Regions from separate parts of the Homo sapiens genome. Here region 1 is linked to region 2. A link is a loop called in an ENCODE intact Hi-C map of the cell type or tissue named here. Cell type or tissue: PC-9. All regions are shown on one strand. Each heading gives the region's core, and the rest is flanking DNA. Links, peaks and the distances in the headings are about the cores only. Region 1 holds the start of LOC124901082 (a long non-coding RNA gene). Region 2 overlaps NRG2 (neuregulin 2).

Region 1 (8,274 bases), core at 275-8,274, 550 kb before region 2:
TTTTAGATGGAGTCTCGCTCTGTCACCCAGGCTGAAGTGCAGTGGCACGATCTCAGCAGACTGCAACCTCCGCCTCCCGGGTTCAAGAGATTCTCCTGCCTCAGCCTCCCAAGTAGCTGGAATTACAGGTGCGCACCACCACACCCAGCTAATTTTTGTATTTTTAGTAGAGAAGGGGTTTCGCCATGTTGGCCAGGTTGGTCTCGAACTCCGGACCTCAGGTGATCCATCCTCCTTGGCCTCCCAAAGTGCTGGGATTACAGGCATGAGCCACCACACCTGGCCACTCACTGGATTTTTATTTATACCTGGAGAGTGCCGAAGCTCTGAACTAGGCCTCATGGGGATGGGGACAAAAGCTGAGAAACTACCTCTGGTGCAATCCTTACCATGAGCTCTTTGTATAATTCCAGCATCTTACTGCCACAGAGGAAGATGTGGGGCAGGCGGGTGTTTGAAGAATGTGAAATGCAGATTTTCATCCAGTTCTTGCAGAAAGCAACAAAGTCAAAGCCCTCCCAGGACCCAGACAATGGGGATTTTCAGGACATACACTGGCTTTCACCTGATTTGGATCCATGTATATACTGCCTTTTTATTGAGACAGGATCTCGCTCTGTGGCCCAGGCTGGAGTGCAGTGGAGTGATCACAGCTCACTGCAGCCTTGATCTCCCAGGCTCGACCTCCTGAGTAGCTGAAACCACAGGCATGTGCTGCCACACCTGGCTTATTTTTATACTTTTTCTAGAGATGGGGTTCCCAGGCTGGTCTCAAACTCCTGGACTCAAGTGATCCTCCTGCCTCGGCCTCCCAAAGTGCTAGGACTATAGGCATGAGCTACCATGCCTGGCCTATATACTGCCTTTTAATATGAGGCCTTTATCCTGCTCTAAAATTCTTTCCTGATTTTTGATTCTTGTAAAATCTAGTTTAGCAATGGGGTAGAGTATTTCCTGAATCCTCAGTGTTTTTCAATAAATTGGAATTTCCTCTTCCTGTTTAATTTCCTCTTATATCCCAGAGTCATTGCTCACCAACTTCCTAATGCACCTTGAGAGAACATTAGGACTTTGCCGTACAGAAATAGGGGGCAGAGACCAGGTCCCTAAGGGTGAGCTAGGACACTAACCCTGCTGTTGTTATTCACAATCCTCAGCATTTTCATTGTTTTCTACTCCTGAGAATCCTCTCTTCAAAAGACATTTGTTGAGCACTTGTTCTGAAGCAAGGACTGTGCCAGAACCCTGGGACACAAAATTAGTAAGACCAAGTTCTTATTCCCAGACAGTCCATAGTCTTGCAGGGGAGACTGACATATATCCCTGGAACTCTAACACTGTGTGATTGGTACTATGTTAGCAGGCTGAACAAAGTGCTTTAAGAACACAGAGGAAGGAGAGCTTAACTTGAGGGCGGGGTTGGGAGTGTGTGATGGTCAATGAGGGCTTAGCAGCACTGTGACTGAAGAGCTAATTTTATCAGACTCCATTAGGTATTTAATGATACTCAGTAATAAGGCTTTAGAAATGAGTCAGAATTTGCTTTTTAAACATGAGCCAAAACTTCAGTTAAAAGGGTACCTCCTGAAAAATAAAAAAGAAAATAAAAATAATCAAAACCAAGTTTTAGAAGACACAGTCACTAACGCGGTATGTGTGTGTAGAATTCAAGTGGGACCAAAGGTGAAGCTGTTGGCTGAGACGGGGCTACCCCTGCTGCAGACACTCCTAGTAACACTTGCTGGAGCTGTAAGCCAGTGGCAGATGCTATCATCCCCACTGTCTCCAGAGAGGGAAATAGGGGGGAAGGCCTGCCACACCCAAAGGGGCAGACCCAAGGGGTCGCTTTTGTTCTGTGTGGCCACAACCAGCTGGAGGTGAGGGTAGGGGACACCTCATTCCATACCAGAAACCTCTAAACCTTTGTTCTGTTTCAAAAAGTTAGGCTGGCTCGATCAGATTTCCCTCTAGGGAGTGTGGAATTGGGAAACTGTGGACCAAATCAGCGAGCACCAAGAACTTACAGACGTGTGTGCTGCAGAAAGGGGCACTGACTGGTGAGACTGGGGAATTTGAGAGAGTGATAAGCAGGGTGGCAACCACTGTAAACCATGGCAAACAAGGTTATGCAAAAGGGAAGCTGGAAGAAAGAAAGGAAGGCAGCTGGTGGGGAGAGGAGAGGGGGCAGATTGGCAGAGAGAGGTAGAGACTCAAAGAGAGACAGACATACAGACAGGTGACTAGTGCCGCCTAAATTCCTAAGATTTCCAAGTCCTGGCCACATGTATCCTGTCAATAAATTTCCCCTACTTTTTTATAGTATCCTGAATGGCCTTTGTCCTCTGACTCTGTTCACATAAACATGCGTAGCCTCAAACAAGAAGAGAGGAGGGATCAGGAGGCTGGGGGTGCCTCCTGCTGGGAACCACAGCCACCAGCTAATGCCCCTTTTACAGTATCTTACTTTGTTGTTTCTCCTTCCAACAACTAGTCTGGATATAATCAATGTAATCCTTCTCTATTGTTTTCTCCAAGTCATGCAGAGAAGCTCCTCTGTAGGCCTTGTCAAAGTTTTTATCCACAAAGTAAGGCACCTGCAGGTTCTGAGTTTCTCTAGAAATGGTGTAGCCCAAGGTCCTGAAACAAGGAGAGAGAGGCTCATGTGAGCTCATAATATTTGGCAATATTACTCTTAGCACTGCCCTCACAGATATCATCATCATCATCTGCTCATAGAGCAGAGGCAGATATCATTTTCTAATATACCCAACACTTCTTATTTCCCTAGCAAAGTTGTAAGTATAACATCATCATAATTGTATTATGTAAGCAAGTTCATACTATGAATTCAGCTTCAGCATAGTTTATTCTCTTAAAGGACTCACCTCTCTTATACTGCTCTCTGTGCTAAAAGTAGAATGCTGAATGCTTAAAACAAACAATTTTTACGTTGTGTAGGATCTAGTATGGTACCTGACAGAGTAGGCTATTATAAATGCTGGTTGAATGAACTGATTATGTTATATAGCAAATTATTTACAAAAAAAACAGATAGCTCACACCAACCTAGAAGCAATATTTTGGACATGATAAAAAGTACTTCGCACATAGCTGCTAACTGAGAACTGCAAGAAACTCAGACAAAAGATTTCAATGATGCTTTAGAGCTAACTCTCTGTGGGTCCAAGACATCCAAAGGTATCTGGTGCTTAGCAACATTAATAAGAGTACTGAGCTGACTAATTCTAACCATAAGGAAACATAGAAGGGACCTCAAACTCAAGTTAAAACAATGTGACAGAAATGGTTTTCTTCAAACTGGACAAATTCTACATTAAAGGGGCTATATTTTATTTGGCCTTTTTCCGGCCCTCTCCTTTGATCCTCTCTAATTAGAGTAAGAGCTGAAGCCATGACTGCTCTCCCCTCACTCTAAGGTTTTGGGGGAGCTTACAGAGCAGGTCCGTGCTTACCCCGCTGGCCTCACAAGAAAGAAAGCTAAAGTGCCATATGGAAAAACATGAGAAGCTGGGAAACAGAGGGAATCAGGCCAGTGTGGCCTGATGGCAAAAACCTCTCTATGAAGGCTAGGTGCAGTGGCTCATGACGGTAATCCCAGCACTTTGGGAGGCCAAGAAAGGTGGAGGTCAGGCGTTCGAGACCAGCCCAGCCAACATGGTGAAACCCAGTCTCTACTAAAAAATACAAAAATTAGCCAGGTGTGGTGGCACATGCTTATAATCCCAGCTACTCAGGAGGCTGAGGCATGAGAATCGCTTGAACCTGGGAGAAGGGGATTACAGTGAGCCAAGATTGCACCACTGCACTTCAGCCTGGGAGCCTGGGTGACAGAGCAAGACTGCTTCGAAAACAAAAACAATAAAAAGAAACCTCTCTTTCAGCCTCAGCTTCGCTCTCTGTAAAAGGAAAATACTAGCCGGGCGCGATGGCTCATGCCTGTAATCCCAGCACTTTGGGAGGCCAAGGTGGGCAGATCACCTGAGGTTAGGAGTTTGAGACCAGCCTGGCCAACATAGTGAAACCCTGTCTCTACTAAAATATAAAAATTATCCGGGTGTGGTGGTGCGTGCCGCCTGTAATTCCAGCTACTCAGGAGGCTGAGGCACATGAATTCCTTGAACCAGGGATGTGGAGGTTGAAGTGAGCCCAGATTGCACCACTGCACTCCAGCCCAGGCGACAGAGTGAGACTCTGTCTCAAAAAACAAAAACAAACAAAAAAGGAAATACTGACCTGGATTGACCTGGAATGATGGTCTTGTCTACAGTGATCACTGACAAAGACTCTTCCTGTTATATATTGTCTAATAAATTCTACTTTTAAAAGGTTTTTTTCCCACTAAATTATAATAATGAATAATAATTTATTATTCATTATTAACAAAAAAGATAATCTAGTGATTCTCAAACTTCAGTGTGGACCAGAATAATCTAGAGGGTTTTTTAAAACTCAGACTTCTGGTCCTACCCCCAGAGCCTCTAATTCAATGGATATGGAGGGGCCCTAGAATCTGCCTTTCTAACATGTTGCCTGTTGATGCTGACGATGGCTGGTCTGGGGACCAAACTTTGGGAACTGAATCAACTGAAAGAATTAATTGAAGAAATTTTTAAAAATCCTATCAGAGTTTATAATCTATACGCAAAAAGCATTACAAGGAATTTCTCTATTTTCAACAAAAACAAAAAAATTGAAAATAATCACTTGATCCCCATTATTAATACTATGCTCCGAGACCCACAGGGTCCAGCAATCCTATCAACAGCTTAACAGAGTCTTTCTAACTCTACCATGGTGTGATAATGAGTTCATCTAAACCTTAAATTCTACTGATCCTTCAAAAACCAGTTACTGCTGTTCTGCAGCTGACCAGATGATGTCACTATAGAACAAGACAATCTATTTCCCGAGGCACACAGGAGACTGCCTCAGTATTTTTGAGTCTCAGCACCATGACTACCCAGCTGTTCCTTTAAACATCAAATCGGTGTTTTCTACAGCAAAAGGTGAAATGAAATGTTAGTAATGTATCAGCAAAACCTTCAAGTCTTTCACCCCCAGACTGTTACTGAGAAAGATTTAGAAATACCAGACTTACGATTTATAGAACAGACTATATGGGGGATTAGTAGCCAGCAGCTGAGTAATGACAGATATAATCACAATCACAAGAACTGGAAGTAGCTGAATAAATGCAGAATATGTAGTCTGAAAAAGAAAAAAAAATAAAAACTTGCTGTAAGTGTTCTTTTTTTTTTTTCTGTCGCCCAGGCTGGAGTGCAGTGGTGCGATCTCGGCTCACTGCAAGCTCCGCCTCTCGGGTTCACGCCATTCTCCTGCCTCAGCCTCCCGAGTAGCTGGGACTACAGGCACCCGCCACCACGCCCGGCTTAGTTTTTGTATTTTTAGTAGAGACAGGGTTTCACCGCAGCCAGGATGGTCTCGATCTCCTGACCTCGTGATCTGCCCACCTCGGCCTCCCAGAGTGCTGGGATTACAGGTGTGAGCCACTGCGCCTGGCCTGTAAGTGTTCTTTATCAATATAAAGCTTATTGAAAATAAGATAGTTGCTCCAAAGAAAATAACAAATTATCAATGCACTGCATAGGAGGATCCACAAAGCCCCAGGCTTTTCTGGGAAGGCTGTACTTTCAGCTGAGAAGTACAGGTTGGGCAGTCCTAATCAGAAAATTCAAAATCACAAATGCTCCAAAATCTAGAACTTTTTGAGTACCAGGATGACACTTAAAGGAAATGCTCATTGGAGCATTTTGGATTTCCTTTTTTTTTTTTTTTCTGAGACATGGTCTTGCTCTGTCACCCAGGCTAGAGTACAGTGACACAAACATGGCTCACTGCAGCCTTGACCTCCTGGGTTCTGATGATTCTCTCGCCTCAGCCTCCTGAGAAGCTGGGACCACAGGTGCACACCACCGTGTCCAGCTAATTTTTAAATTTTTGTAGAGACAAGGTCTTGCCATGTTGCCCAGGCTAATCTCAAACTCCTAGGCTCAAGCAATTCTCCTGCCTCAGTTCCCCCAAAGTGTTAGGATTACAGGTGTGAGCCATAGCACCCAGCCTCAGATTTTCAGATTAGGAATTGTCAAATATATAATGGTATAATGCAAATTTCCAAAATCCAAAAAAAAAAAAAAATCTGAAATCTGAAATACTACTGGTCCAATTTACTTCAGATAAGGGATACTCAATCTATACCAAATAACCTTTACTCTCTCTGCTGAGCAGGCTGAAGGAGGTCCAACAACAACCTGGATTGACACCCAGTAATCCCCCTGCAGCCCCATTAATAAGACCAATGAAGCAAACATCTCTAGGTAAACCTGCCCAGACTGTGCCTCTTACAGTAGTGGGGCTCTAGGAGCCAGGTTAGCATCATGCTTGGCCACAGCTGATTGGACTCAGGGGACATCCAACTCTGGCAGAGGTAATCACGTTTTCTCTCCTAGGAATTTGGGGTTGAAACTCATCACCCTTCACTTCTGGGTCATCACTTTAAGGAAGAACACACACTCTCAGGCACTGTAGACTGGCTATTTGCAAGGGGAAGTAGAACAAGCAAAGCTGCTTGGTGAAAACAAAACAGAGGCAAAGAGTGGCAGGAAAACTGGAGACAATCTGGGCCCAAAGAGTCCTGCAGAGCACAGCTGCTTGGGAGCCTGACAGTATCCCAGTTCCTTGTTCCTGTCTGTCATGAGGCCCAGCTGTGCTTCTTGTCCTTGAGCTTCATGAGACTCTTTTGATCCCTTACCTTAAACCCCCTTTAGTTCTAAATATTTTGAAGAGGATTCCTATTTTCTGCAGCCAAGAAAATTATGAAGCCGGAGCGGTGGCTCATGCCTGTAATCCTAGCACTTTGGGAAGCCAAGGCAGGAGGATCACTTGAGCCCAGGAGTTTGTGACCAGCCTGGGAAACATGGTGAGAAATAATCTCTACAAAAAATGAGCTGGGCATGGTGGCACGCACCTATAGTCCCAGCTACATGAGAGGCTGAGGTGGGAGGATTGGTTGAGCCCTGGAGTTTGAGGCTGTAGTGAGCTGTGTTTCTACTATTGTACTCCGGCCTGAGTGACAGTGAGACCCTCTCTCAAAAAAAAAAAAAAAAAAAAAAAAAAAAAAAAAGCCTTGATGAAGTCAGCCCCACAGATTGCTGAGATTCTGGGAGAGCCACCCAAGAATGGGCAGAGGGAGGGGATACCATTCTGCCTATTTAGGCCAATTTTCCAGCTCTTCTAACCATTGCTTTTGCTTTCCTAAAGCACATCTTTCCTAAAGCAACATATCTCAGGTTCAACTTCTAAAACTTGACCATGTACCATCAAGGTTGGCCAAGTACAACTGTTTATGGGCAGCAGTGCTCCTCCCTCCCTAGGTACCTGAGGTTTCTCTTCTTCCTCCTCCTTCTGAGTCTGTGTCCTCTCATGTCGGTGCCGTCGACGGTAATAGTAAGTGTCATCTGTCACATTTGAAAACATATGAATATTTCCTGGAAAAGAAATACATGGTATGGGATATGGCAAACACTCCTTCCCTGCCTTTTTCTTTTTTTTTTGGAGATGGAGTTTTGCTCTGTTACCCAGACTGGAGTGCAATGGGGTGATCTCGGCTCACTGCAACCTCTGCTTCCTGGGTTCAAGCGATTCTCCTGCCTCAGCATCCTCAGTAGCTGGGATTACAGGCACCCGCCACCATGCCTGGCTAACTTTTGTATTTTTAGTAGAGATGGGGTTTCACCATGTTGGCCAGGCTGGTCTCGAACTCTTGAACTCAAGTGATCCACCTACCTTGGCCTCCCAAAGTGTTGGGATTACAGGCGTAAGCTACCGCGCCTGACCCTTCCTTGCCTTTTTCAAGGTCCTTGTTCCCAGCTAGGTTTGTTAAGGATAGAGTATTGGCCTATTTTACCCAGTAGAAAAATAAGACAATAGGCAAGCCAAGTGAACCAGCTGGAGCTAAAGCGTGCTGAGCTCTCCTGACTTCATTTAAATAGTCCTTTGCAACTAGTGAGAGAGAACCCCGAAAGGCTAGAAGAGAGAGAGCATTAGGGCCGTGAATCCTATCTGGCATGTTCACGTCTGCTTCCGTGCCCAATACCATATTGTGTCACTGGTATCTTTTAATAGCAACTCATAAAATTCAATTTACTTCCTGGGCATTGAATTATACCAACTTCCAACTTGCTGGGGGGTACTTTCCTATCTTCTATCTTTGTAAGTGCTATTTTACACAACAAT
Region 2 (8,329 bases), core at 230-8,229:
GAGCGACGCAGTCCTCCTGAACAGGGATGGCAGCAGCAGCCCCAGCTGCCAGCAGGAGGCCGTGGCTTTCATGCCACCACACAGCAGTGCTGCTGATGCTCCAATGTATAACAGGGCCTGAATATTCACCCAATCAGGCCCCTGGACAGAGGGACTCTGACACTTCTGCTGATGAATCCTGGCCCTCCTGAAGGCCTTCCTATGAGCAGCAAAGCACAGGGCTATACTTTCTGCCAAGATATATCTCCTTCCCAGTCTGGTAGAGACCGTCACCCCAATTGCAGACAGTGCTAAAAGGAAGAGCTGTCAGGAGTGCTCACTAGTACAACTCTTGCCAAGGTCAGGATGTGACTGTGAGGTAAAGCCAGCAGAGGTATGGATGTGGGGCTCACAGCCTTTGCAGAGGGAGAGGTGTGCTAGCCAGGGGGAGAGGGGATTGTGGGCAAGGTCCCTCCTACCAGTCTCTCATATTGCCCTATATCAGCCTATTCATTTTCTTCCTAGGACTTTTCACAATTTCTAATTTTTTTTTTATATTTGCTTACTTATTATTTGTTTCCTCCACTAGGCTATAAGCCCCATGAGTTTAGGGACCATGTCTCGCTTATTTACTATGGTATCCCCAGTGTCAGTGTGGTGCCTGGCACATAGCAGGGACTCAGTAATATTTACTGAACCAATGAATGGTCTCTGTCCAGAGAACCTCGGTGCACTATGCTCCATTGCCAACGAAACACAGGAGTGATGCACCTAAACACCCAGAGAATCCAGATCAGAGATGGCAGGAAGTTCTTCAAGGAAGGCCCACCAGCTCTCCCACCCATGCATTCATACCACATTGTACAAGTCTAATCTGAGCACTTACGCGACAGGTACTGCACTGGAATGTGAGGATCCCTCCACGAAACAAATAAACAAAACCACTGGCCCCTTCCCTTACGGAGGTATGACTTTGGTAAGGAAGGGATATTAAGAAACAAATGACTACAATTCAGTCTGACAAGCACCATCAGAGGTAAGATCAGAGGACCCACCCTACTCTTGGGAGCTGGGAAGCTTTCCCAGAGGAGGGACATTCTAAGATGAGCTCTTAGGGGTGGTGTGAACTAGCAGCAAAGACTGGAGGAGGAAAGAGGGAAGAAAAGAAGATTTCACAAAAAGAGGTTAGTATATGCAAGAGTTTAGAAATGAGAGCATATGCGACTTAAAAAAGGAGAAAAGGGAAGTTTGGCATGGTCAGGGGTGATGAGGAGAGGCTGAGAGAGAGAGTTGGAAATGCAAGCAGGAGGACCTGGAGGGCCTGGGAAACTGTGTGGTGAGCTGCTGATGGGCTACAAACAGAAAGGTAAAAGAATCTAAGCTTGTGATTTAGAAGCTTCCCTAAGTGCACAGAAAAGCAAGCTCAGAGCATACCTGCTCATGCAGAAGGCTAGTGAGGCTTCTCCTATCTCTAATGGATGGGAAGGAGCTTACAGGAACTGCTCAAAAAAAGGCCTGGGAGGAAACAGGGGTCATGCAGGCCCCCAGCCTCCCCCAGTGGCTCCACATCAATAGAACTTATTTGCCCCTTGCTCCGAGATATAACACCCAGGGGATTGCAGGAGACCTGAGATGCCAGTCATGTGGGAATCACATGTGAGGAGTCTCCACACTGCATAGCCCACGGGGATAGGGTCAACGGGAGTGGCTGGAAAGGAAGAGGAGGCAATGGCCGGTGCTGGGGCCAGGGATCATGGGATTCAAGAAAGCTATTTAGAGTCAACCTCATGCCTAGATTATAAGGACCTTCACTCCAGGGACTATTACCTTGTATCCCACTCAGCCCTGGGTACAAGGTAGATGTCCAACAAGTACTCCTCTTGGGCAGAGGAATAGAAAACCCACTCAGACATTCTCAGGACACACATACCTCCTCCGCAACAGAGTCTCCGTACTGAAGGACAAGTGTCCTTTTCCTCTTTCCTCATCCTGCAGCCCAACAAAGGCCACAGGTGGCCAAATGTACCAGACAACAAAAGCTGATGAAGACGCTGCTGCCGTGCACAAGGTGGGCCCACGAGAGGGCAGTTGGTGGCCAGGTGGGAAGAAAAGCAGAGACACTTCTAAGGAGAGGCTGGTAACTGAAGATCCCTCAGATGCAAGGCCTCATCAGAGATGTAGAATGCCTGGGCTCTAGTCAGAGCCCTCAAGACTCCTTTAACCTTGGGTCTTGATTTTCTTACCTATGAAAGGAGAACAGGGCCGGGCACAATGGCTCTTGCCTGTAATCCTAGCACTCTGGGAGGCCGAGGCGGGTGGGAGATCGAGACCATTCTGGCCAACATGGTGAAACCCCATCTCTATTGAAAATACAAAAATTAGCCAGGCGTGGTGGCGGGCGCCTGTAGTCCCAGCTACTCAGGAGGCTGAGGCAGGAGAATCCCTTGAATCTGGGAGGCAGAGGTTGCAGTGAGCTGAGATCGCACCACTGCACTCCAGCCTGGGCAACAGAGCTAGACTCTGTCCCAAAAAATAAAACATAAAAATAAATAAATAAATAAATAAATAAATAAATAAATAAATGGAGAACAGGACTGCATGCTTACTCAAGCCCCTTCCAGAGTTTCATTCCAGGGGGAGGAGGCCATGCTGACCCCCAAGGCCTCTGAGGGAAACAGCTTCTGCTTTCCTAGCAGGCACTGGCAGCTCAAGTCAGGCCTTCCCACTCTCCGATAGTCCCGTCCCAATGAAATACCGAGGCTGGGCCCAGAATCACCATGCCTGCCCGCCCGGCTGAGAAGGGGTGAGAAGGGAAGATGTGGAAGTGACAAGCCGGAGGCAGCTGATGAGGCCGACCACAGAAAGAACGGGCCTCCGTGGTGGGCCCGGAGCTGAGAGGGCCTGCGTGAGGGTAGGGCGCAGAAGGCCAGAACCCGGAGCCTCAAGGGGGCCTAGTTTAGGAGCAGGGCAGGATTGGAACATCCTCCCTATAGAGAAGAGGCCTGTAGACCAGAATTTTTTCTGACTCTGCAAGCCTGGACTTCATCTTGTTTGTGTGAGGCGAGGAACCTGGTCGATCCTCGCCAAAGGGGATGGGTCAGAGAGACAGCAGCACCTTCCTCCACGCCTGCAGGGGACTGGAAGGAGGAAGGAGGGCTGGGAAGGGCAGAGGGGTAGCTCCTGAGCGGCAGCGCCAGCTGTCCACACTGGGAGCTCTCCGTTCGGCGGCCTTTCACTGAGGGCTGGCTCCCAACAGGCTGTGTTCTGGACACTACTCCAACAAGCAACGGCATATTATTGGACAGGCTGCCCAGGACTCAGCAAGCCCAGCAAGAACCCAGCTCCATCACCCGCACAGGGCAGCAGAGGCATCCGCTGGTCCTCACTGGGGAAGGCAGCAGACCTTTCCAAAGCCCCTACAGCTTTCCTCCCAGCCTCAGCCCAGGAGGAGAGGGCACTCCGAGGCCGGTGCAGGAGCTGAGACGCAGCCTGCCCTGCCACCTGGTGGAGAGATGAGGAAGGTGCGCGGGTCCGCGTTCAGGCAGGTAATGCCCCGCCACCTGGTGGAAAGCTGCCGGCAGAGGGTTCCGGCGCTTGCAATCAGCCCAGCCGCGTGGCAGCCCACAGTCCTAGCCTAGAACATGAAGGATATAGTGTTCTAGGGCTCAGAGGCCTTGCCATATTCTTCTGACCCAAGAAGCAGACTCTGGCCCTGAGCCAGTGCTAGGAAAGGGCCATTCTAATTTAACCCGCCAAGATTAAGGCCAACATATCTGGCTTTTAATAACTTGTTATGACTCTGACACAGTTTCCTGAAGCTTTTCTGAAGCAAGTTCTAGATTTGGCAAAAGGAAATAAGAAATAATAGCTATCTTGAAATATCTATAGGGCTGTTATCTGGAAGAAAGACTAAATTTATTTTGTGTAGCTCAGAGGGACAGACATAAGGCTAACAGGTAAAAGTCAAGGCAAAGCAGATTCTGCCTCCATGAAAGGAGCGTTTCTACCAATTAGAGCTGACCTCACTGGCAGCCTTCAAAAGGAGTGAGTTATCAGGCAACAGGTGCGTTCAAGCAAGGCAGGATCTCTAGTTTGGCAGACATGTTAGAGGGACAGTTTTTGTACAGGGATCTTAGTGTCTCCTGCAATGCTGAGATGCCACACCAGCTTATCCCTGTCTCCTTACCTTCCTTTACCAATGTTTATTGAATCAACTCTATGCTCAGCTCCAGAGATTTCAGAGACAAATAAGACACAACTCTTGCCCTCAAGTATTTTAGAGTTTAGTGGAGTAGTGAGCCCTCTAGCTTCTAGTTCCACCCCAAATAATAGATGATGACCTTTGGCTTACACTGCATTCACCTCTCAAACAGGAAGGGCAAGGGAAACACTATGTGCCTTTCCCGTCCTTACTGGAACAATTCCATGCCTCCCATTGACATATGAACTTAAATAATATTGCAAATGGAGTGTGCTATCATCGCCTAAGAATAATATAAATAAAGCAATAAAAACAATGAATGTCATTTTACTATGTGCCAGGCATTGTGCCCCTCACTTTACAAGTATTATTTTTACTTCATTGTGCTGGCAAAAGTTCAAAGACAAACCGAATAACCTTTAGAAGTCCCTAAAGGGCTATACAGAAAAAAGATGTCTGACTATTCTCCACATTCTCCAATTCATGCCACAGGATAATGGTTTTGTATTACAAGAAGGCCTAAGATAGCTATAAAATAGAACATTCTGGGAACAAGATGGTCCAAAACACTGGAGTAAAACATCAACCAAGATGGTGGTGTTTCCTTCTTTAGAGCACTTGAACAACAACCTGGATATTCATTTGGTTCTAAGGATAAAAGGAAAGGAGTAGAGAAAATGAACTGGTCTGGCCAATGGATAAGGTCTGGGTACAGGATCAGAGCTTTCAAGTCAGGTTGATAAAACCTCACATGATAAGGAGGTAGGCTTCATAGGACCACCAAGACTAGAGCAACATCCCCACCTCCACTGGAGGGGCCCTCAAGAGTGAGCCACTAGAAGATGCAGGCAAGGCTAATTTGGGCTGACTACTTGGCTTCTAAGTTCTACCCTGCACTCTGACCCTCTGTGTCCACCACTCCCACCAACATCCTTTATCCCTCCATGTTTCTCTCTAACTATTCCAGCCCTGCTATCCCCTGATGAGCTTATCTCCTTTTTCAGGGTACCTCTGGGACCATCTTCTCCTCTAGCATGCAACCTGTGCATGAAAGACCAGAGAGCAAAGAAGAGAAGAAGTGGCCTGTGGTAGGAAGCAGTGGGAAGGCAGGAAAGCTGAGAGAGTGCTCATGACTGGGATATAACCCCAAGTGCTAAAAATCAGACAGAAAAGGCAGTGCTAATCTTTACATTCCACCAAAGTAGAATGTGTAAAACCTGCTGGGAATCCTTAGTTAGCACTATCCATGAAACCTTTCCAAACATGCGTTTGCTTCAGACTTGAAAATGAGGCCAGTCTCCATAACCAGTTTTTCTTTTTTTTTTATTTTTTCCCCTTGAGCTTTGAAAGTTAATGAATCTCCATCCTTCTTAGAAGGGAACACAGTGACAACACCACCATCCTGGAGACTATCCTGTTTGCTCAACCTCAGTTTCCCCAACATGGGGAGAAAAGAAGCAGATCTAGCTCTGCCTCTGGGCCATAGTAAAGGACTACCTCAGTCAGATGCATTCAGCCAGCCCAGAGACCAAGCTGATGACACATGTAGGCCCTTAAAGTTTCCCTGAGAGCCCCCAGGGTTGGCATCAATTTCATTTTAACACCCTAGCTCCTCCACGATCACTCTGCCTGTGTCAGCTTTGATTCATGGGCCTATTTTCCACTAGACGGTAAGTCATCTTCCTGGCATCCAAACAGCTGGGGTTGGAGTAGGGAAAGAACTAGGTAGGCATTTGCTTTGCAACACATCTGTCCTTAGGGGGCAGCCAACAAGGAGTTGATTGTGCCCACCATTCTTCACCCAAACTCCTTTCACAATGGCAAGGAATTGCGGGGAGGAGCTGTGGCCCAGACCCAGAAGGAAATTAAATGGCCTCAAAATAGGTCAAACATGCCTTTGGCCCAAACCCACAAAAGGAAAAACCAGAAGACAGCATGCTTGCCTTCCAGTTACAAAACAAATGTAAAAAAAATCAAGCATTCTCAAGTGCATGAGCAATATGCAATTAGAAAATATAATGAAAATACCATCCCATTAGTAATATCAATAAAACATACAATGATAGGACTAAAGTTAGTAAGAAACGTGCAGGATCTATCAATAGAAAATTATGCTCTAGCTCTATTAAAGGAAACAAACAAACAAAAAGGAATAAATGAAAGTAAAAATGTAGTACTTTACAACATATCTCCCCAAGGTAACCTCTACATTTAACAGCATTCCAAACTAAAAAACCCAAGGGCATAATTGATTCTCAAATTTATCTAGAAGAATAAACGTAGAATAGCCAAGAAAAATACTGATAAAGAAGAACAAAAAAAGAGAACGTGCACTGCCAGATACGAAAATGTATTATAAAGCTACAATAATTTTAAAAATGATGTTCAGGTACCAGAATAGATCAATCAGTGGAACATAATATAAAGCCAAGAAACAATTGCAGGTGTTGAACAAAGGCTTTATTAACAGGACCAGTGCGTATATAAAATGTAATATTATAGATACATGTAGAATGTTAAGTGACATTTTGTATTAAAACAAAAAGAATGGACTGTCCAACAATGATACTGGAATAACAAGTTAACTAAAATTTTAAAACACTAGGCCTATAATACACAAAAATAAATTATAGATGGTTAAGAGACCTAAATGTTAAATAAAACACTAGGACATTTAGGTAGATGTTTATGTCACACAGGAGGAATAGAAGAGTCTTTCTAAGAATGAATCAAGAAGTAGACCAAAAAGAAATACTGATAATGTTTACCATATTAAAAAATATAAATCCTCTGTATTAAAGAATGTCATAAACTGGGCACGGTGGCTCACACCTGTAATCCCAGCACTTTGGGAGGCCGAGGTGGGCGGATCACTTGAGGTCAGGAGTCCAAGACCAGCCTGGCCAACATAGTGAAACCCCGTTTCTACTAAAAATACAAAAATTAGCTGGGTATGTGGCGTACGCCTGTAATCCCAGCTACTCGGGAGGCTGAGGCAGGAAAATCGCTCGAACCCAGGAGGCAGAGGTCACAGTGAGCCGAGATTGCACTACTGCACTTCAGCCTGGGTGACAGAGCGAGACTCTGTCTCCAAAAAAGAATGGCACAAAACTACTAAAGGCAAACAATAAGCTGAAAAACTCTATACAGCATTTATCAAAATAAAGATTAATACCCTAGATATATAAGGAACCTTGTAACAATATGAAAAAGATAAATACCTCAACAGAAAAATGGGCAAAGACATAAAAGAAACATAAGATGCTAATAAGCTTATTAAAATGTTAACCTAAATCATAATCAAAGTAAATTAAAATGAAATAACGTTTTGCATATCAGATATGTAAAAGTGAAAAGAACATTGGTGAGTGTGTGCAGAAATTAGTAGTCACATACTGGTAGTGAAGCATAAATTGACACAATCTTTCTGAACTTGGCAATAAGTATCAAAAGCCTTATAACATACATATCTTTAGTCTCTTTAGTTCCATCTGGGAATGCATCCTAAAGAAGTAAGAATATGCAAAAAAAAAAAAAAAAAAAAGCCCTTTATCTGGAAGTGCAACTGGCATAATAAAAAATTAAAAATAAACTAAATTTCTAATAATAAATAATTGATAAAATAAATTATGGTTGTATTTATATAATGAAATACCATGTGACCTTTAAAAATGATAGCATAAAAACACAGCTGTTATCACAGAAAGATGTTCCTTCCTTATATCCTCATATACTTTTTTTTTGAGACGAGGTCTCACTCCGTTGCCTGGGCTGGAGTACAGTGGCACGATCACAGCTCACTGCAGCTCAGCTGCACCTCTTGGGCTCAGGTGATCCTCCCACCTCAGCCTCCCAAGTAGCCGGGACTACAGGCATGTGCCTACACCCCTGGCTAATTTTTGTGTTTTTTGTAGAGATGGGGTTTCTCCATGTTGCCCACACTGGTCTCAAACTCCTGAGCTCAAACAATCCTCCTGCCTCTGCCTCCCAAAATGCTAGGATTACAGGTGTGAGCCACCGCGTCTTGCTAATGTTCCTCATATACTTGTATTTTATTTTGGCTTAAGCAGCAAGTATTTATTTATCACAATTCTGGAAGCCAAAAGTTCAAGATAAAGATTCTGACAGATTCAGTGTCTGGTGAGGGCC

What was found. Peaks named below come from ENCODE experiments on the same cell type or tissue, not always from the same donor. Only the 100,000 strongest peaks of a DNase experiment are listed, where the experiment ranks them.
Region 1: it touches region 2 in a loop (17-fold over the local background); 2 of 110 quality-filtered maps call a loop at or near these places.

What each region holds. Positions count from the first base shown.
Region 1 is chr5:139,417,589-139,425,862 of GRCh38, forward strand. It overlaps DNAJC18 (DnaJ heat shock protein family (Hsp40) member C18), which reads right to left. Exons shown (of 8, transcript NM_152686.4): 5 at 7,417-7,526; 6 at 5,120-5,229; 7 at 2,465-2,637. It overlaps LOC124901082 (a long non-coding RNA gene), which reads left to right and starts at 7. Exons shown (of 2, transcript XR_007058960.1): 1 at 7-128; 2 at 414-1,004. RefSeq lists an enhancer at 2,243-2,748 and a silencer at 4,774-4,923. In PC-9, for the core only: CTCF peaks have their summits at 4,889 and 5,094; a DNase peak (open chromatin) is centred at 4,923.
Region 2 is chr5:139,965,453-139,973,781 of GRCh38, forward strand. The region is part of intron 1 of NRG2 (neuregulin 2); the gene reads right to left. Among named protein-coding and RNA genes, the nearest start is that of NRG2, 74 kb to the right of the region's middle. RefSeq lists an enhancer at 3,615-3,664. In PC-9, for the core only: CTCF peaks have their summits at 3,503 (motif pointing left) and 3,713; a DNase peak (open chromatin) is centred at 3,509.